2 separate regions of the Homo sapiens genome follow, and region 2 is linked to region 1. Evidence: read pairs that join two places in POLR2A ChIA-PET (ENCODE). Cell type or tissue: OCI-LY7. All regions are shown on one strand. Links, peaks and the distances in the headings refer to the core of each region. The heading gives the core; the rest is flanking DNA.

The links. Peaks named below come from ENCODE experiments on the same cell type or tissue, not always from the same donor. Only the 100,000 strongest peaks of a DNase experiment are listed, where the experiment ranks them.
Region 2: POLR2A ChIA-PET joins it to region 1 with 10 read pairs; 3 of 35 experiments call an interaction of 5 or more read pairs at or near these places.

Annotation. Positions count from the first base shown.
Region 1 is chr16:68,065,643-68,075,828 of GRCh38, reverse strand. It overlaps DUS2 (dihydrouridine synthase 2), which reads right to left. Exons shown (of 17, transcript NM_017803.5): 9 at 9,447-9,512; 10 at 9,193-9,263; 11 at 5,609-5,695; 12 at 4,721-4,889; 13 at 1,674-1,795; 14 at 325-474. Among named protein-coding and RNA genes, the nearest start is that of NFATC3, 15 kb to the left of the region's middle. RefSeq lists an enhancer at 398-507. In OCI-LY7, for the core only: a CTCF peak has its summit at 4,525; DNase peaks (open chromatin) are centred at 4,648, 5,278 and 5,695; H3K4me3 peaks cover 1,139 bases; H3K27ac peaks cover 3,118 bases.
Region 2 is chr16:68,317,920-68,328,105 of GRCh38, reverse strand. It overlaps PRMT7 (protein arginine methyltransferase 7), which reads right to left. Exons shown (of 19, transcript NM_019023.5): 4 at 6,644-6,680; 5 at 3,274-3,423. Among named protein-coding and RNA genes, the nearest start is that of PRMT7, 12 kb to the right of the region's middle. In OCI-LY7, for the core only: no CTCF peak of the experiment used is centred there; no DNase peak of the experiment used is centred there.

The DNA of each region.
Region 1 (10,186 bases), core at 2,733-7,732:
TTCATGCCAGGAGCCAGTTCCTCAGGGCCTTGGAAAAGCACAGACTTTCAGGAACAGGAGACAAGTCCCCCCTGCCCTGAGTTGTGGGAGGCGGTAAATCAGGGAAAAAGTAGAGTTCAGTTATCCTTGGGACAGCCTTTCAGGGACTATCTCCCCTGAAAGCACCTTCTATGGGATGCTGAAAATTTAGAACGAGTTTCCAAACCAACAAGACCTGTGGTCCCTACGTTTGACATTAAGCACATACAGCAGCCAGTGTGCTGGCCCAGTGGGACCCCAAGGGTGCTGGCCCTAGCCCAAGCTGAGGCCAAGCTGGAGACCTACCGGTCAAACTTGACAGCCATCTTAATGACACCAGAGGTATCTTCAGCTGGCTCCCCTGTCTGCTCTGAAGTCTTGGCTGAGAGCCTGGCCTGCTGGGCATCCAGCTCCTGTGTGGTCTCCTCATAGAAGGCACCAAGGCCAAAGGCCTCACTAGGGAGGAAGAAGCAGATCAGAGCAAACACTTTAGCGGAGCCAGCATCCAGGGTACTGCAGGACCCCAGGGCCCCACCACTGAGAAACTCCTCTACCACATACACCAAAACACCACCGGGGCCTGGCCATCAGAATGTGCCCCCTGCCCAGCCCTGGGATTACTGTGGACTGGAAGATGGAAAGTGAATGTGAACCCAAGCGTGGACACTGGAGGGAGGCTGGGCTGGGTGGCAAAGGTTGTAAAGGTCACCCCCACCACCTGCAGCCTCTCTCCTGAGGGGAAGCACACAGATGGTATCCCCAGCCAGCCGTGACTGAGTTAACCAATGCTGATCAAGCACATGGGCCCATGGGAGGAAGAGACAGAGGCCTGACCACTAAGTGGTTCCCCACTTCCCGCCCAGCCACAGGCAGTTATACATGGGTCTCAGCTGACACTGAGGCACCACCCAGAGCTACAGAGTTATGTGGGGTAGGGACTGAACCAATGCCATAAGCCAAGGGTGGGAAGAGGGCTCTGGCAAAGGTTTTTCCCTTCTAGGAAACATCTTGAAGGCTGGAAGACTCAAACGAAGATAGATCCCCAATGGCAAAAGTGGTTCAGAAAGGCATCTATGTAAGAGGGAGGCTACAGATAGCTCACGTGAGAGGGAGAGAGCCTTCCAGGCAGACGACCCATTACAAGCACAGGTGTGGAGTTCTGGAAGCAGACAGGTAGACAGGGAGCTGTGGGGGCAGTGGCTAGGCCAGCTTGTGAAGGGCCTCAACTGTCAACCATCTGAGCTAGAGCTGCACCTGATCTAGAGAATCAACAGGTGGTCTCTCAAACTGCAGGGTGATGGATGTGAGTGCAGGCTCAAGGTAGAGGCTCCATGCTACAGCCCAATTCTCCTGACCACTGGTTCCTGGGGGCCTGGCCTGTGACTATCCCATTTATGGAAAATCCCCTTCCTTTGCATTCCTCTATCCTTCTAGTACCCTAGTTCCCAGAGCTCTGCTGATCCGTCCAGGGATGGGACGTTTCAAAGCTTTCAAAGAATCCCCTCCTGGGAGGCAAAGCTGTACCATCACTCCACTCCTCTACATCTACATCCAGAAGCTGTGTCCCTGGTCCCCTGGTGGAGTCAGCTTAGGGCTCAAAGTCAAACTTGGGCAATGCGTACAAGGACAGATGGACATCTTATTGTGCCTCTTACCAAATTTCCCGGGAAGACTGGGCAGCATGGAGCAACCTTCCCTGGGGCGACTCCAGCTGTTCTCGTAGCATCTGGCACAAGCAGTACTTGGTGTTGGTGTAGTGGTTGTCATACTGCACCGCCTGAGAAAAGAAATGACTTGCCTGATGCCCAGGCAGGCTCTAAGGCCTGGGCTATGCTCTGATGGCAGGGAAAGGAGCTCCAAGAAGGCACCAGAGATGTATGTGTAGCCAAGGCAATGTGACCCCCATAAGAAGAACCACCACTGGCCAGGAGCAGTGGCTCACATCTGTAATCCCAGCACTCTGAGAGGCCAATGCAGGAGGACTGCTTGAGGCTAGGAGTTCAAGAGCAGCCTGGGCAACGTAAGACTCAACTCTACAAAAATTAAAAAAAAGAAAATTATCGGCTGGGCACGGTGGCTCACGCCTGTAATCACAGCACCTTGGGAGGCCAAGGCGGGCGGATCACCTGAGGTCAGGAGTTCAAGACCAGCCTGACCAACATGGTGAAGCCCCGTCTCTACTAAAAATACAAAATTAGCTGGGCGTGGTGGCGGGTGCCTGTAATCCCAGCTACTCGGGAGGCTGAGGCAAGAGAATCGCTTGAACCCTGGAGGCGAAGGTTGCGGTGAGCCAAGATCGTGCCACTGCACTCCAGCCTGGGCGACAACAGCAAAACTCTGTCTCAAAAAAAAAAAAAAAAAGAAAAAGAAAATTAGCCAGGCATGTTGGCACACACCTGTAGCCATAGCTACTAGGGAGGCTAAGGCAAGAGGATTGCTTGCACCCAGGAGTTGTGGCTGTAGTGAGCTATGATCATGCCACTGCACTCCAGCCTGGGCAACAGACTGAGACCCTATCTAAAATTAAAAATAAAAATAAAAATAAATTAAAAAGCCACTTCGACCTTGGTCATCTACTCTTCCAGCTAGTGGTACAAAGCTTGAGGGTCACAGCCAAGGACCACGGTCAGAAACACATTCTCCTGGACAGCCTGACTGAGGTCTCGAAGTGCGGGAGCCCCTTCCTGCTTCAGCCACCACAGAGGACCTACTGCCAAGTATCTTCCAGGGAAGGGAGGGGAAACACACCAAATTCTGGCATGGCAGGTCCAGTGCCAGGAAAGGGGTGAGATTCTTCTATTCCTTCTAACCAGAATGGGCACCTTCCCTTCCCACATCTTGAATAGCCTCTAACTTCCCCCTACGTGGGTAAAACACAGCATCATTTAGTTCACATGGGTTACTCATGACTACATTTATCTATACAAGTGTGAGGTGCAACTGTCACCATCACTCCACAGACCGTGAAATGAAGGCTCAGGGAGGCAAGATGACTGACTGCCTGGGACACCCAGTGGAAGTCGGCTGGCTAGAGGTAGGGCAGGAGAGCAGTATTGGGTGAAGGTGGCCTTCCCCAGCCCTCCAGGACACCCTCCCATCCCCCACCCCCTATGCTGCTCTAGTAACTCCACGTGGGCCTATGACTTCAGTGGCTGGGAAAGTGCCACGGCACGCTCAGGACAAAGTGGGAAGTAAGTCGGGGCGCCCCGGCTGGTGGCAAGTCCTTGACTCAGCTTGTCTGGGAAGAAGGCACCTGGCTGGACCAGAAGCAGCCCTGCCTATGCTTGAAAGCCGCTCCCTTTCTCTGTGATAGCACACCCTCTTGAGGAGCTGCCAAGAGATGGCTCAGCAGGAATGATAATATCACCTTTCACCCAGTGAGCAAGCTCAGCACTGTTCAGCACGTCTTCTTGGCCAGACTTGCCAGCTGGCCAAAAAGCTGGATAGCTGACCTGGGCTGGGGCAAGCCCTCCCTTGCCATGGAGCTATCCCAGACCATTGGAGAGCTGGTGGTCACCAACTTGCCCAGCAGGACACCAGAACCAGGGAGTGAGGGCTGCAGCATTGAACAGGAAATAGGACAAAGGCTGCCCAGCTCTGGACGCAGACCTCAGGGCATCTTACCATCCTAGCTTGCACAGCCATGGAAACACTCACATACCATGGCAGCCACAGGCACTCCTAGGCAGGTATGAACCCTAGGACTGAAGAGGAGGGTGGAACTCTGCTCTGGGCAAAGACTGCACCCTCTGTTCAGACCCAATTCACTGAAGAATTTGAGGACCACTCACTGTCTCTCCCTGCAGACATGTGCAGCTGATCAGAGTCCCACAGAGTTCCAGGGTTGTGCCAAAGAGATAAGGCAAGTGAACTCTTCATTTTCTTTTATAGGGATATGCCCTTGGCACTACCATCAACCTCTCAATGAGAAGAAACTGGTTTAGAAAAGGCCATTCCCAGCCTGGGCAACATAGGGAGACCTCATCTCTATTAAAAAAATAAAAAATTAGCTGAGTGTTGTGGCACATGCCTGTAGTCCCAACTACTTGGGAGGCTGAAGCAGGAGGATCACTTGAGCCCAGGAGGTCAAGACTGCAGTGAGTCATGATTATGCCACTATGCTCACACCTGGGCAACAGAGCAAGACCCCATCTCAAAAAAAAAAAAAAAAAGCTATTCCCTAAGTAGAGGGTTATGCTTAAAGCATTCTGGAATTAGCAAGAGAAAAGTTTTAGAAATTATTTCGACTGATGAGTCAAATCAGGTGAGAAATTTCTCAATTGCTCCTCTTGGCTGTGGCTGCTCCTGAGCCAACCTATAGGCACATATGCCTTTGATGATGCAGAACCCACAGTCCACGTGCATATGCCTCTGTATGTGCAGCGTGTGAGAAAAAGAAAGATATATATCATGTGTTCGGGGTTCCAACAGCATCCTGGATCTAGAAGGTTCTTGCTATGACCTGCAAACCTCTGGAAGCTTTAGGAGATGGTAGGGGTATGCCCCCCAGCATCCTCTCTTAGCATTGCAGCTGGGGAGACCGAATAAAGCAGTGAGCTAGTGCAGCTACACTACATGAGCTAAAAAGAAAAGGAGAGGAACAGCAAGCACAGCTGGCAGCTGGGGGCTCACACAAAGTGCTCTCTGCAGGAGTGTGGTAGACAGTGAGAAATGCTTGTTTTGAAAAAGTACAGAGACGTACGTATCTGATGTATTTCTGCATGACCTCCTCCAGGGGCCGCAGACCCTCCTTGAGGAAGATAGATGGGTTCCACATGGCTGCTCGGGCCACCATCACGGAAGAGGCTGCCGTGGCTTGTCGAAAGTCCTCTATGTCCGAATACTGTTGGATGTGGTCATGAGATCCTCCGCTAAAAAGCAACCAGAGGGTTAGGGGTGTCCCCATCACGGAACCTATCAGCATTTTCAGAAAAAGTCAGCTCTCAGATCTGCCACTGATTAACAATGTGAATTTGGCCAAGTCCCTTCAGCTATCAGAGCTTCAGTAAAGTGGATATTAGAATCCATATCCCATTATGAAGTTAGGAGCACTAACTGAGATAATACATGTAGAGTGCCTGGCACTTAATAGGTAATCCAGGAAATTTACTTTCCTTGCCCCTAATCTAAAACAGTGGCTACAGCCAGCCCACATCTGGAGACATGGGTCCATAACTGGGCTACTGGGGCTACAGGAAAACCCCCAAGCTGAATGGGCCACTTATATGTTCACTGAGGGCTAAGTCAAAACCCTGGCGAGAGGAACAGACACCCTAGTGATGACAAGAGGAAGGAAGGAGGCCCAGTTAGGTCATACTTTCCCCTCCCTGCAGCCTGCTGCTCCAAGGACCCCCTGCTCTGTCTCTGTACATTTCATCAGGAGTCAGTCGGCAGCCTCAGTCCTGAGACAGGCATGCAGAGGGGAGGGTCTCAGGTGGCAGCAGAAGGAACAGGTCTGGGGTCTTGTGGAAAGCCCTGCCCTTTTCAAGCCACCCCTAAAACTTTTCACTCTAGGGAAGGCTGGGCCTGGCTACCACCCAGCCCTTAGCTCTGTGGGACACAGAGTACATGATGAAGACAGGAGGCTTACTTGGCTATGACAGGAATGGAGAGGGTATCAGCAATGGCTTTGATGACTTCACAGCTGACAGGATGCTGAGGTCGCTCCTCCCGCTTCCTTGGAGATAGAAAGATGGGGCTGAGGGCTAAGCACCAAAAGCCACGACACCACTCACACAGGGTTACCTCAGCCAAACCTTACTGTCCTCCCCACTGAACCTCAGGAAGGTCAGGTGGCCATATGGCAATCAAGGACAGGTGGCAGGAAATGGCTCTCCCTGCCCTCTGGAGAACTGTGAGGGGCAGGGGCAGCACAGATCCATGCTGAGACGGCAAGTCCAGCTCTTGGAGGCCTGCAGGGGAGGCCTGGCTGCAGGGGGGCATGGTGGGTGGCCTGGCTCCCAAGGTCATGTTGCTTTTCCCTAGCTTCCTTTTGCCTCTGCCAGAGATGAGGGACAGGGCCATAAGAGTGCTGCCCCTACTGTCCCAGTCCTGCCCTCTCCAAGGGACTGGGAACAGCTGCTGCTGCTCAGACTGGCCACTCCCACACAGCTGCCAATGCCAAAGCCAAGTTGCACAGCTGATCCTAGGGAGAGGCACCTGACACAGGGTAGGCCCCGCACCCAGGAAAGGCACGGACCATGGCTGCCACACCACGGCACAAGGGAGGCAGGACCACAACCTGGGGCCCCTCCTTCCAAAGTCAACTGCAAGTTCTTGTGCATGAGTTTTAGGGCTGCTGACGTGAGGCCTGACCTGAGCTGTGCTCAGCAACAAAGCAAGCAAGACGGTCGACCAGATAGCCCTTGTCCAGCTCTTGTCTGAGTATGTCCCCTCTGCTATACTCTTGTTCTTTTATTTTTGATATGGTGTTTCATTCTTGTTGCCCAGGCTGGAGTGCAATGGTGCAATCTCGGCTCACTGCAACCTCCACCTCCTGGGTTCAGGCAATTCTACCTCAGCCTCCCAGGTAGCTGGGATTACAGGCATGAGCTACCATGCCTAGCTAATTTTGTATTTTTTTTAGTAGAAACAGGGTTTTACCATGTTGGTCAGGCTGGTCTTGAACTCCTGACCTCATGTGATCCACCCGCCTCGGCCTCCTAAAGTGGTGGGATTCTAGGCGTTAGCCACCGCGCCCGGGCCCCTCTACTATACTCTTCAACAAAAGGGTCGAGGGCCCTGTCAACCTAGCCTCTACCTCTGTCTCCCTACATCTCCAATGGTCACTTTTAGCCCATCTCACCAGCTTTGATGGTCACAAAGGGCTTCTTCAAACTCACCCACATCTGTCTTCCGAGTGTTCCCAACTACGGGTAAAAAATAATAGCTTCCTTTATTAAGAGAATACTGGCTTGGCATGGTGGCTCACGCCTGTAATCCCTGCACTTTGGGAAGCCAAGGTGGGTGGATTATTTGAGGTTAGGAGTTTGAGACCAGCCTGGCCAACATGGTGAAACCCCATCTCTACTAAAAATACAAAAAAAAAAAAAAAAAAAGCCAGGCATGGTGGCAGGCACCTGTAATCCCAGCTACTCAGGAGGCTGAGGCAGGAGAATTGCTTGAACCCAGGAGGCGAAGGTTGCAGTGAGCCGAGATCATGCCACTGCACTCCAGCCTGGGCAACAGAGCAAGACTCCGTCTCAAAAAAAAAAAAAAAAAAAAAAGAGAGAGAAAGAATACTACATGCCAGGCACTGTGCCAAGGATTTATATTCACAATCTCATAAAAGCCCTGGGACAACCCTATAAAGTAGAAATTATCTTAATTTCTAAACAAGGAATGTTGTGCTCAGAAAGGTTAAGTGATTTCCCAAGGATATACAGCTAACAAGCAGCAGAGCCGGGATCTCAAACCAGGGAGTCTGAATCCAAAGCCTGCTGCCTTGGGAAGGCGCATATGTGTACAAGTGTGTACTCCTCCCTCCTGGCTTCAACCCAAGCAACTCTGCTTTGCTCTGCTTTGTATGAAGGGAGTTCTGGGTTCCCTTCTCTGAAAATGTTGTAAGAGCACAATCAACAACTTGGGCTCTTCCTATAAGACCCCTAAGCCCAAAGGAACATCACTCAGAGAAGAGAGGTCCCTCTGGCCCAAGTCTACTGACCTGAGATGCTGTACAAAATCACATCCTGGACACAGGGAACAAGTGTGAATGGTAAGCCAAGGGTGGCCTTCAGAACCTCAGCTCTCAGCATAGAGTACATTAGCTACAGCTAGAAGGATTGTTTAGTCATTGTGACAGCTGGCAGTCCAACAAATGCAGACAAGAGAGGCAGAGCCTTTAAAAGAATAGGTTGGGTATGGTGGCTCAAGCCTGTAATCCCAGCACTTTGAGGGGCTGAGGCAGGAGGATCACTTAAGCCCAGGAGTTTGAGACCAGCCTGGGCAACATAAGGAGATCCCGTCACTACAAAAAAATAAAAAATTAGCCAGGTGTGGTGGCATGTGCCTGTAGTTTCAGCTACTCAGGAGGCTGAGGCAGGAGGATTACTTGAGCCCAGGAGTTTGAGGCTGCAGTGAGCTATGATTGTGCCACTTCACTCCAGCCTGGGTAACAGAGCAAGACTGTCTCAAAAAACAACAACAACAATGAAAAACACATAAACAAAGCAGTCTGTCTGGGATTATTCAAGGGAGAAGTCATTGCTCAATATAATAGAAAGAAAATGAGGCTGGGCCTGGTGGCTCATGCCTGTAATCCCAGTACTTTGGGAGGCCAAGGTGGGCAGATCACCTGAGATCAGGAGTTTGAAACCAGCCTGGCCAACGTGGTGAAACCCTGTCTCTACTAAAAATATAAAAATTAGCTGGGCATGGTGGAGCGCACCTGTAATCTCAGCTACTCGGGAGGCTGAGGCAGGAGAATCACTTGAACCCGGGAGATGGAGATTGCAGTGAGCCAAGACTGCGCTACTGCACTCCAGCCTGGGTGACAGAATGACAAAGAGGAGGAGAGGAGAGGAGGGGAGAGGAGAGGGGAGGGGGGAGGGGAGGAGATGGGAAGGGAGAGGGGAGGAGATGGGAGGGGAGAGGGGAGGAGATGGGAGGGGAGAGGGGAGGAGATGGGAGGGGAGGGGGGAGAGGGGAGGAGATGGGAGAGGGAGGGGAGAAGGGAGGGGGAGGGGAGGGGAGGAAGGAAAGAAGGAAGGAAGGAGGGAAGGAAGGAGGGAGGGAGGGAAGGAAGGAAGGGAGGGAGGGAGGGAAGGAAGGAAGGGAGGGAGGGAGGGAGGGAAGGAAATAAATGAGATTTTTCTCATGAGGGTCAGAATTCCACCACGTACTGGCTGCATGGTATGATTTTGAGCAAATTACTCAATCTCTAGCATTTACACATCCTGATAGTAGAGGTGTTTCTCCTTTCTTAGTCTCTCTGTGTCTCTAAACCTCAGTACCTACCCTCAATAGGCACTCCATGAATGAAAGAAAGGCAAATGCAAAAGCCCATTCAGGGTCTGCCTGCCCTCCAGACTCATAAGATATCAAAGAGCTAGGCAGAGGTAGGCTGAATATGTAGAAGAGAAATTGGCTGTCACTTGGGGTGACAGATCAATTAAGGAAGGATCACTAAGATGGGTTAGGACCTCCCTGCCAGTCACTAGAAAGGTGACCACTCACCTCCCATGAACTGCGATGGCAGCAATGCCAGTCCTCTCTATCCGCTTCACAAGGCTCAGGGTATCTTCTAGCTGAGGAGGAGGACCACACAGGATGGTTACTGAAGCTCCAGAAGGAGCAGCTGCTGCCTCCTAAAGTAGGCTCAGCTCTACTCTCTCCTCCAAGCCTAATTTAGCACCTCAAGAATCGTTCACAAACCTAAATCCAACATCACCAGAGAGAATGGACCTTCATATGTAACACACCATCCTTACCGATGGCAGGATGCGAATCTTGCAGGTCACAGGTCTGCGTGTCCCTTTAACAAGAGTGCTGAGGATCTGCAGAAAGGAAAACACAAGAGCACCTATGTCTTCTGGAACAAACCATCACTCTGCCTGTACTAATTAACTCCGCTACAGGCTGTGCATTCCGGTGGCATGAACAGTTTGCATATGTGTGAATGCATGTGTGTGTCTGTTACACACATACACACATAAGCTCCATGAGGCAAGGGACCTGCCTTTGTTCTATACTGGAGCCCCAGCACCTGCCTGGCACCTAGTGGTATACACATATTTGTCAAATATACTGAATGAGTGAGTGAATGGGTACGCGTGTACACCTGTGTGCAGCTCACTGAGCCTTTGCCAGGACAAATACCAGAATTATCTGGAGAACTGAAGAAATACACACTCTTGAATTCCACACTATTATTTCCTGAGTCAGTCTCTAGGGGAAGGGCTTAGGAATGTGTGTTTTCAAAAGGCTCTGCCCAACACACTCCAGCCCGTCCTCAGAATCATTCTGAGGCCTAGCCTTGGTTAAGAACACACGGCTAAAAAAAAAAAAAAAGTAAGAAAAAAAGAACACATAGCTAACTGGGTGTGGTGGTTTATGCCTGTAATCCCAACACTTTGAGAGGCTGAGGTGGGAAGATTGCTTGAAGCCAGGAGTTTGAGACCAGCCTGGGCAACACAGCAAGACCCTGTTTCCTTTTTGTTTGTTTGTTTGT
Region 2 (10,186 bases), core at 2,123-7,122, 250 kb before region 1:
CCTATGACCAGGTTTAATTTATAAATTAGGCACAATAATAAATATAAATAATAATTTATAAATTAACAATAACTAAAAATAGAACAATTATGTAATAATACTCAGAATGGTACACAACTTACAACTTATAAATAATTTCTGGAATTTTCCATTTAATTTTTCTTTTTTTTTTTTTTGAGAAGGGTCTCACTCTATTGTCCAGGCTGGAGTCCAGTGGCATGATCACTGCAGCTTCCACCTCCCAGGCTCAAGCAATTTCCCACCTCAATCTCCCAAGTAGCTGGGACTACAGGCGTAGATCACCATGCCCAGCTACTTTTTGTAGAGGCGGGGTTTTGCCATGTTGCCCAGGCTGGTCTCCAACTCTGGGACTCAAGGTTTCCACCTGTCTCAGCCACCCAAAGTGCTGGGATTACAGGCGTGAGCCACCGCACCTGGCTCCATTTAGTATTTTTGGACCTCAGTTGACCACAGGTAACTGAAATCACGAAAAGTGAAACCATAGATAAGGGGAAACTACTGCTTTGGAGGCCCTCCCTTACCTTCCCAGTCTTCCTCCCCCATTCCCCCAACAACCAACACTCCAGCCACAATGATCTCATGATCACTGAGCCTTCCCTATCCTGGCCCCACCTGCCAAATCAAACCCCACTTCCCAGGGCAGCATGAATCCCCCATCCAGAAGTCTTCCCTGAACTCTTCGAGTTTCCCTGAACATAAATAAGCACCTCCAACTCTTTGTTTTCAACTTATCCAGTCTAGATTCCACAGCCCCAAGAGCTCTAGCATGTAAAACAAACAGACTCACGTGTGGCCCTACACACGAAGTGGAAACCACAAAATGATACCGAGACTGTTCCTGATAAGATTTTCCTTTTTTCTAAATCCTTTTCTGTATTTCCCACATTTTCTACCATGAATACTATATTTTTTACTATAATCAAGGGACAAATGCTGTATCCTTTCGTAAAGAGTACTTACGTGAGCAGCTCCAGTTGTGCAATTGATTAGCGCGCAGTATTTACATGGAATACACACACATGTTCTCCTAGAAAAATCTTCATCATCTATTTCAAATTATTTCTAGGATTTGCCTTGATGTTTTTAGATGTGGTTTGAGGGCCTTAAACCCTAGTTCTCACCAATCACTTTGCCTCCACCCTGACAATATCCAAAGCCAGTGTCGTCCCTCACCCCTGCTGCCTTCTGACTCATCAGTCACCTCTCCCTGAACCTGCAAGCTGGTACCTTCACACCTCCTTCTCCTCAGCCCATCAAGAAGCTCAAGATCTCACCCAAAACACTACCAGGAGTGGACACTGAAGATGACCTCCCGACATCCATTCTGTGTCCTCCTCTCCCCTGAAATCAGGTGAGGGTGCAGCGTGGGGAACTGACCTTTGCAGTGGTGCACTTGTCTGAGCTAAGAGTAACTGAATCCCTCTTGCCAGAGATAAGAAATGAGATTTAACCTCATTCTAGCCGATGGTACCCAAGGAGAGGTTTGCTATAATAGAAATTCCTGGGAAAGTTATTCTTACTTTTAAAAAAGAGGAACAAGGCAGGGCGCAGTGATTCACACCTGTAATCCCAACACTTTGGGAGGCTGAGGTGGGGGGATCCCCTGAGATCAGGAATTCAAGACCAGCCTGGCCAACATGGCGAAACCCTATCTCTACTAAAAATATAAAAATTAGCCAGGTGCAGTGGTACATACCTGTAATCCCAGCTATTTGGGAGGCTGAGAAAAGAGAATTGCTTGAACCCAGGAGGCGGAGGTTGCGGTGAATAGAGATCACGCCACGAAAAAGATAGCAAAAAACTACTCTACCTTAAACCACAGTGATTTTGAGGCTTTGTTATTTCCAACTCAATCACTACATGAACCCAATTTTGTAGGGAAAGTATTTATATACATGCTCCCTGCCTGCCCCCAAAACTTGGAAGAATATACACCAAAATGTTAACAGTACTTAACTTTGGGTCAACATACTATTTTTATTTGGTATTTACCAAATTTCCTATAATAATATGCATTATTTGTTTTATGAGAAAAATAACATGTTTAATTTTTAATTTTGTTTGGTTTTTAATTTTTCTTGCTCTGTGGGCTCAAGCTGTTTAATGTTTTATTAAAGAAATGACAAATTGGTAAACATAAGAGAGCTGACTCCATAGGGACATTTAAGGTAGTGGTTCTCAACCTTGCCGCACATTCCCAAGTCCCAAGGCTCAGGCCTCACCCCAGAAAAGTTAAATCAAAATCTGTTAGGGCTGGGGACTAGGCATAAGGTTTTTTTGTTTTGTTTTGTTTTGAGATGGAGTCTCACTCTGTCGCCCAGGCTGGAGTGCAGTGGCGCAATCTCGGCTCACTGTAACCTCTGCCTCCTGGGTTCAAGCGATTCTCTCGCCTCAGCCTCCTGAGTAGCTGGGATTACAGGCGCGCATCACCACACCCGGCTAATTTTTGTATTTTTAGTAAAGATGGAGTTTCACCATGTTGGTCAGGCTGGTCTTGAACTCCTGACCTCATGATCCAAGCCTCGGCCTCCCAAAGTGCTGGGATTACAGGGGTGAGACACTGTGCCCAGCCTTTGTTTCGTTTTGATTTTTTTGAGATAAAGTCTCACTCTGTCACCCAGGCTGGAGTGTGGTGGTGTGGGGGCATGTATTTAAATACTTTCCCCTACAAAACTGAGTTCATATACTGATTAGTTGGAAACAACAAAGTCCCACAATAACTGGCTTAAACAAGGTAGAAGTAATTTTTTGCTTTCTTACATGAAGTCCAAATCATGGCTCACTGCAGCCTTGACTTTCCGGGCTCAAGAGATCTTCCCATCTCAGCCTCAAGAATAGCTGGAACACAGGCACATGCCACCATGCCCAGCTAATATTTAAAAGTTTTTCTGTAGAGATGGGATCTCACTATGTTGCCCAGGCTGGTCTCAAACTCCTGGGCTCAAGCAATTGTCTTGCCTCACCCTCCCGAAGTGCTGGGATTACAGGCGTGAGCCACTGTGCCCAGCCTGTAAGTATTTTCTAAAGCTCCTAGTGATTCTGATGTGCAGCCTAGGCTGACAGAGGAGAAAATTAGCTCCTGGAGGAAGGAACTGTGTCTGACTCATCTCTATACGCTCAGAGCCTGGCTCTGTGCTTGGCACAGAGTGAGCACTCCATGAATGTTTGTGAAGGAACAGACGGGGAAAGTGCAAGAGCATAGGGGATTTCCCATGCAAGATGCAGGACACACACCTGAAGGGAATGGCTTACCTCGATGGCATAGCAGAAGTCGGCACCTGCTGTGACCGCCATCATTGACAAGAGTCCCGTGCCAGTGCCAATGTCGAGAACCAAGGCCTTCTGTCCTCTGTCCTTCACCCTGCTCACGGCAGCCCGGATACCTTGGTAGTATTTTACATTCTAAGGAAGACATGGCCGTCACTTACTACCAGTTATTATAAGTAAGTGGAAAGGTGCTTTGCAAAGTTCTAGAGTCACAGCTGGCAGTGGCAGTGCAAGTCAGGGCCCTATGGCCTTTCTGGCCCCTGGCAGAACAGCTCTGGCTGAGTTGGGCAGGTCTTGTGAGTCAGCCCCTTGCCCTTTATTAAGCGACTGTCCCTGCTCCACACTCACTCTTCTATCCTCTACTAAGTGATGCCAGAGCCCTGCAAACCATGTTCTCCTTTTTCCAACTGTTAGGTACAGCCAAAAGGGGGACCAAGAGGGCGACTGGAAGGTAGGAGGACAGAGCAGGCTTGCTCCTTTCTGCATGCTGCTGTTCTCATCAGGGTCCTCTCGGTAGGGGCAGTTGATTGCAGACTCCAACTTTTCCCAATGATCCCATAACCAGCTCCTTGGGCCCCTCAGAGCTGCAGCCGTACTTGGACAGTGGTCCACAGGATCTCTCCTCAATGCTTGTGGCTTCTGGAAATCCTAATCTTCTCGTTTAGTTTCTCAGCCCTAGGCAAGGTAACTGCTCCCTGCAATCTCTACTGTTAGGTTACTCAGCGTTCCCATTTGCTTTCTAGCCCTCCCACAGCTGGGTAGCCAGCTCCTTGTGTTAAAGCCGCTCTGCTGCAATATGTATGGCTTGTTTTCCTTTACCGACTCTAACTCAGAGAGCTTCACTAAAAAGTATTTTCCCCATCAGAAAATAACTTCTTTGCATCTTGAAGATTTTTACTTCTGTCTTTAGTAAACACATACATCTTTCATCTATAACGGTCTGACTCAATAGGCACAGTGACCCTTCTGTTGAAAATAACTAAAGATGATGGAAAAAATATGTGCAAATCTTTTAAATAGACTGATGACCTGCCAAGTTAGTAAGAAATATTAAGAGGCTATTAAAATTTAAGGTAATTTGTTAAATAACATTAGACAGCTAATACAGAACTGGCATCAAAAGGGTGATATCCTCTGACCACAATGCAAAACAAGTCAAAAATCTTAATATCAGAAACACAACTGAAGAAAAAAAATTTTTCATACATTAAGAAACACACTTCTAAACTGATAGGCAAAAGACTAAATCAGACTGGAATTAGAAAATATCTAGAACTGAATATTCTTTAGAATTACCAGGCCGGGTGCAGTGACTCACATCTGTAATCCCAGCACTTTGGGAGGCTGAGGCGGGTGGATCACTTGAGGTCAGGAGTTGGAGACCAACCTGGCCAACATGGTGAAACCCCATCTCTACTAAAGATACAAAAAATTAGCCAGGCATGGTGGCGCATGCCTGTAACCCCAGCTACTTGGGAGGCTAAGGCAGGAGAATCACTTGAACTCGGGAGGTGGAGGTTGCAGTGAGCTAAGATCACACCACTGCACTAAAGCCTGGCAACAGAGGGAGACTCATTCTTGTTAAAAAAAAAAAAAGAAAGAAAGAAAAAAGAAAAAAAAGAAATGACGTTGCCTCTGAGGTAAAGCACAAAAATGTTTAGTCTGGGTGAAATAATTTTTCACAGAAATATAGAACTATTTCATTGTCAAAGTAAGTGCATTTATGTCTTAGATACAATCAGTATGACCGTTTATGTTATGTGTTTTTACCACAATTTTTTTTTTTGAGACGGAGTCTCCCTGTCGCCCAGGCTGGAGTGCAGTGGTGCAATCTCGGCTCACTGCAAGCTCCGCCTCCCAGATTCACGCCATTCTCCCGCATCAGCCTCCTGAGTAGCTGGGATTACAGGCCCTGCCCGCCACCACGCTCGGCTTTTTTTTGTATTTTTAGTAGGGACGGGGTTTCACCATGTTAGCCAGGATGGTCTCGATCTCCTGACCCCGTGATCTGCCTGCCTCGGCTTCCCAAAGTGCTGGGATTACAGGCATGAGCCACCGTGCCTGGCCTTGTTTTATTTATTTTTTAAGTTAAAAAAAATTGATGAACAGCGTCCTCAATTGTAAACCAGGGATGGCACAGCCTTCACTTTAACGATGCCATTAAATTAGCTGTCACTTTTTAATGACCCAGTTTTGAAGATATTACAGTGAATCTGGAACCCTTTTTGAAGGCAATGTGGCAGTGTCTATCAAGAATCACACCTATGTTCATAACCCTAGACTAGAACAAAGATATACACATGGTAAACAAGCACACGATGGCCGGGCGCAGTAGCTCATGCCCATAATCCCAGCACTTTGGGAGACCAAGGCGGGTGGATCACTTGACCTCAGGGGATCAAGACCAGCCTGGGCAATACAGCGAAACTCTGCCTCTACAAAACATACAAAAATTAGCCAGGCATGGTGGCATGCCTGTAGTCCCAGCTACTGGGAAGGCTGAGGTTGGGGGATCGCTTAAGCCCAAGAAGTCTAGGCTGCAGTGCAGCCGAGATCACACCACTGCACTGGGCAACAGAGACCCAGTCTCAAAAAAATAAAATTAAAATTAAAAATGGAAATTAAAACTACAGTGAAGGCCAGGTGTCATGGCACGCACCTGTAATCCCAAGTTATAATCCCAATACTAGGTATAATAGTATAATAATAGTATTATCCCAATACTAGGTACAATCCCAACACTTAGGCAGGTTGAGGCAGGAGAATCGCTTGAACTCGGGAGACTGAGGCTGCAGTGAGCCGAGATCTCGCCCCTGTACTCTAGCCTGAGTGACAGAGCGAGATTCTGTCTCAAAAAAAAAAAAAAATGTTGAACTCAGAAGCCCAGAGAATGGTACCTGCTAAGGGAGAGGATCTGATGTTTCAGTCAGATAGGATGAATAAGTTGTGGAGATCTGCTGTACGGCATTGTGAGCTATAGTTAATAATGTACACTTAAAAATTACTAAGCGAGTAGATCTTAAATGTTCTCACCACACACAAAAAAGTATGAGGCGGTAGATTTGTTAATTAGCTTGATTCAATCATTTTACACCATACACATATATTCATCACATTGTATTACCATAAACATAGACCATTTTTATTTGTCAGTTCTATCTTGATAAAGCTGGGAGATTAAACAACAAAAATAGAGCCAGAAGTAGGACCCAGTCTCCCAACTGATTTCCTGACTTCTACACCATACGCCTCTCAGTATCATTTAACATCATGACCCCCAGGGATTCTTAACCTTCTTGTAATCCAAGACTTCAAAACACCCCACATCAAGATAATAGTTTCCTTTTACACTTACTCTGTCTTTGTCATGTAGCATATCTGCATAAGATGACCTAAAAAACAAAAAAGTCAGTAACCTTTGCATGATACACATCAACACACAAGAGTATTCACATATATAAACACATTGCTAAACAGATAGAACAAACGTGTCATCTATTTTAAACTATTTTTTGGTTGTCTTTTATCTTTATTTATTTTTTTTTTTTTGAGACAGGGTCTCACCCCATCACCCAGGCTGGAGTACAGTGGTGCAATCTCAGCTCACTGCAACCTCTGCCTCCCAAGTTCAAGTGATTCTCATGCCTCAGCCTCCCAGGTAGCTGGGATTACAGGTGCTCACCACCACGCCTGGCTAATTTTTGTATTTACATTAGAGATGGGGTTTCACTATGTTGGCCAGGCTGTTCTCGAACTCCTGACCTCAACTGATCCGCCCACCTTGGCCTCCTAAAGTGCTGGGATTACAGGTGTGAGCTACTGCGCCTGGCCTATTTTTTTGTTTATTTTTAGAAACAGGGTCTCGTTATGTCACCCAGGCTGTAGTGCAGTGGCTATGAACAGCCTCAATCATTGGGCACTGCAGCCTTGAACTCCTTAGCTCAAGAGATCCTCTTGCCTCAGCAGAACTACAATACAAGCATCCGTCGCTGCACCTGGCCACTTTATTTTAATAGAGTTTCAAGCTGTTATTCTCTAGTGCTGCAGAAAAAAGTCTCAGAGAAAGATGTTCTCAGACCTAAAAATGCTCCAGTAGTTAGCTGCTGGGAACAGGCCCCCAAATCTGGCCAAAAACAGGCCCCAAAACTGGTCATAAACAAATCTCTGCAGCACTGTGACATGCTCGTTGATGGCTATGATGCCCACACTGAAGGTCGTGGGTTTACTGGAATGAGGGCAAGGAATACCTGGCCCACCCAGGGCGGCTTTCGCTTAAGGCGTTCCTGAACCACAAACAATAGCATGAGTGATCTGTGCCTTAAGGACATGTTCCTGCTGCAAATAACTAGCCAGAGCCCATCCCTTTGTTTCCCGTTTTAATCTATAATCTATAGGAACAATGCTTATCACTGGCTTGCTGTCAATAAATATGTAGGTAAAGTTCTGTTCGTGGCTGTCAGCTCTGAAGGCTGTCAGCCCCCCAATTCCCACTCTGCACTCTATATTTCTGTGTGTGTGTCTTTAATTCCTCTAGCGCCACTGGGTTAGGGTCTCCACGACCGAGCTGGTCTCGGCAGTTAGCCCTGTCACAGTAATTCCACAGCCACTAGCATCTTGATCTTGCTATACACTACACATTTTCCTCCTCAGGAAAAACTCAGACTCAATCTGCCTAATACTTGACCTAACCTGGCCTACATCTCTGCCTGGAGATAACCACTGATGCGGTATTAGGGAGAGCAGCCGGGGAAAGAGAAGCACTCACATACACCCACTGTATATGTGACAGGTACCCCACTGGGCACGTTCACTTAACATCATCAGGGAAAACTAAAGAGTTCACCAATACCGTAGTAAAGGGAGGAGAATCACTTCTCCATATTTCCTACTGCAGTAATTCACACACTGAAAACCCTCAGGCGGGGTCGGGATGAGCACCCAGAACTAGGCAGGCCCTGCCACGCTTTCTGGGAATTCAAGGGGACAGCTAAGGAGCTCACATTAAAACAGAGGCCCTCCAGCCTTGGGTCAACACTAGAATCACTAGAAAGCTTACCTGAAATGCAGAGTCCCAGAACACACACACACACACACACACACACACACTCTCACTCTTATTGAGAAGGCTGGGCTAATGTGCTCCAGGCAATTGTGCCACAGGTGGTCCACATTCCACACTTTGAAGAGCGGTGCACTGAAAGAAGGGGGTTCTTTTTTTTTTTTTTTTAATGGCACATCAAGGTTTTATATCTGAAGCCAGCTATGGATGCTTAGCTGAAATGTAGTCCTTTCTACCTCTGCTCACTATTTAAAAGGCATCTCACTCACCACCTTCCTGGCCTCTTCACACTTACTGCCCACCACTCCACTGACATCACTCTCGGTAACCACCACCAGCTCACTCCTGCAGCTGATGTCAGTCATCAGTATCTGGGACTTCCCAGTGCCTCTGACCTTGCTAGACACACTCCCTCTTTCTTCCTTTCCATGCTGGCTATCTCCCTTGCCCTTCTTTGCCTCCTCAGCTATTCCGGGATTCCTTCTTCAGCCCTCTACCTTTCACATTCCACACCCCCTTGAGAGACTGCAACCTCTCCCAGTTTCAGTTCCAACAACTACAAATTCTGTCTCCAGACCCAAAATTCTATCTGCCATTGGCATCTCTATGTGGATGTCCAAACCTAAACGCCTAATCTCCATCGTGTTCCCCTCCCCACACCACCCATTCCTCCCTTGCAGGCCCCATCCACTTTGTCATTCTAACCAGAAGTCTTGGTGCTTCTTGAATCTTCTCTCTCCCTCCATCATATCCAGTGAGTTACCAAACTCAAGTTCCCCCGAGCTGTCTCCTCTGGGACTATGCAGCTCTGGGACTACAATATCCCCAAATGCTCTCCTCTCCACACCGCTCTCAGTGAGTGTTCCAAAATGCAATCCAATCCTCTTTCTCTCCTGTTTAATATATCACTCAGAAAATAACGTCCAGGCCTGACACTGTGGCTCACACCTGTAATCCCAGCACTTTGGGAGGCAGAGGCAGGTGGATCACCTGAGGTCAGAAGTTCAAGACCAGCCTGGCCAACAGGTGAAACCAAGTCTCTACTAAAAACACAAATATTAGCCAGGTGTGGTGGCAGATGCCTGTAATCCCAGTTACCTAAGAGGCTGAGGCAAGAGAATCCCTTGAACCTGGGAGGCAGAGATTGCAGTGAGCCGAGACTGCGCCACTGCACTCCAGCCAAGGCAACAGAGTAAGACTCCATCTGAACAATAAAACAAGAAAATAATGTCCAAAATGTTTAGAAATATTTTAAGACCTGGGCAGGTGCAGTGGCTCACGCCTGTAATCCCAGCTCTTTGGGAGGCCGAGGCGGGCGGATCACAAGGTCAGGAGATCAAGATCATCCTGGCTAACACGGTGAAACCCCGTCTCTATTAAAAATACAAAAAATTAGCCGGGCGTGGCAGCGGGCACCTGTAGTCCCAGCTACTCAAGAGGCTGAGGCGGGAGAATGGCGTGAACCCAGGAGGCGGAGCTTGCAGTGAGCAGAGATCGTGCCACTGCACTTTAGCCTGGGAAACAGAGCGAGACTCTGTCTCAAAAAAAAAAAAAGAAAAAAAAGTAAATATTTTAAGCCCTAATTCTGCACCAGATACTGTATTACATTTAATCATCAAACAATTCTAAGATAATTGTATTATACTGTGAGATAATGTATTACTATATTGAAGTATATATTATTTTATATTAAGGCTCAGAGAAGTAACTTGGCCAAGAGAGTAAAGAAGTGGCAAAGCTTGGACTTAAACTCATGTTCCTCTTCCTGCATTTTGCTACCACCCTTTACAAAATGACCCCGCGTATGCTTTCGGCAGCCTCTCTTACCATAGTACTTTT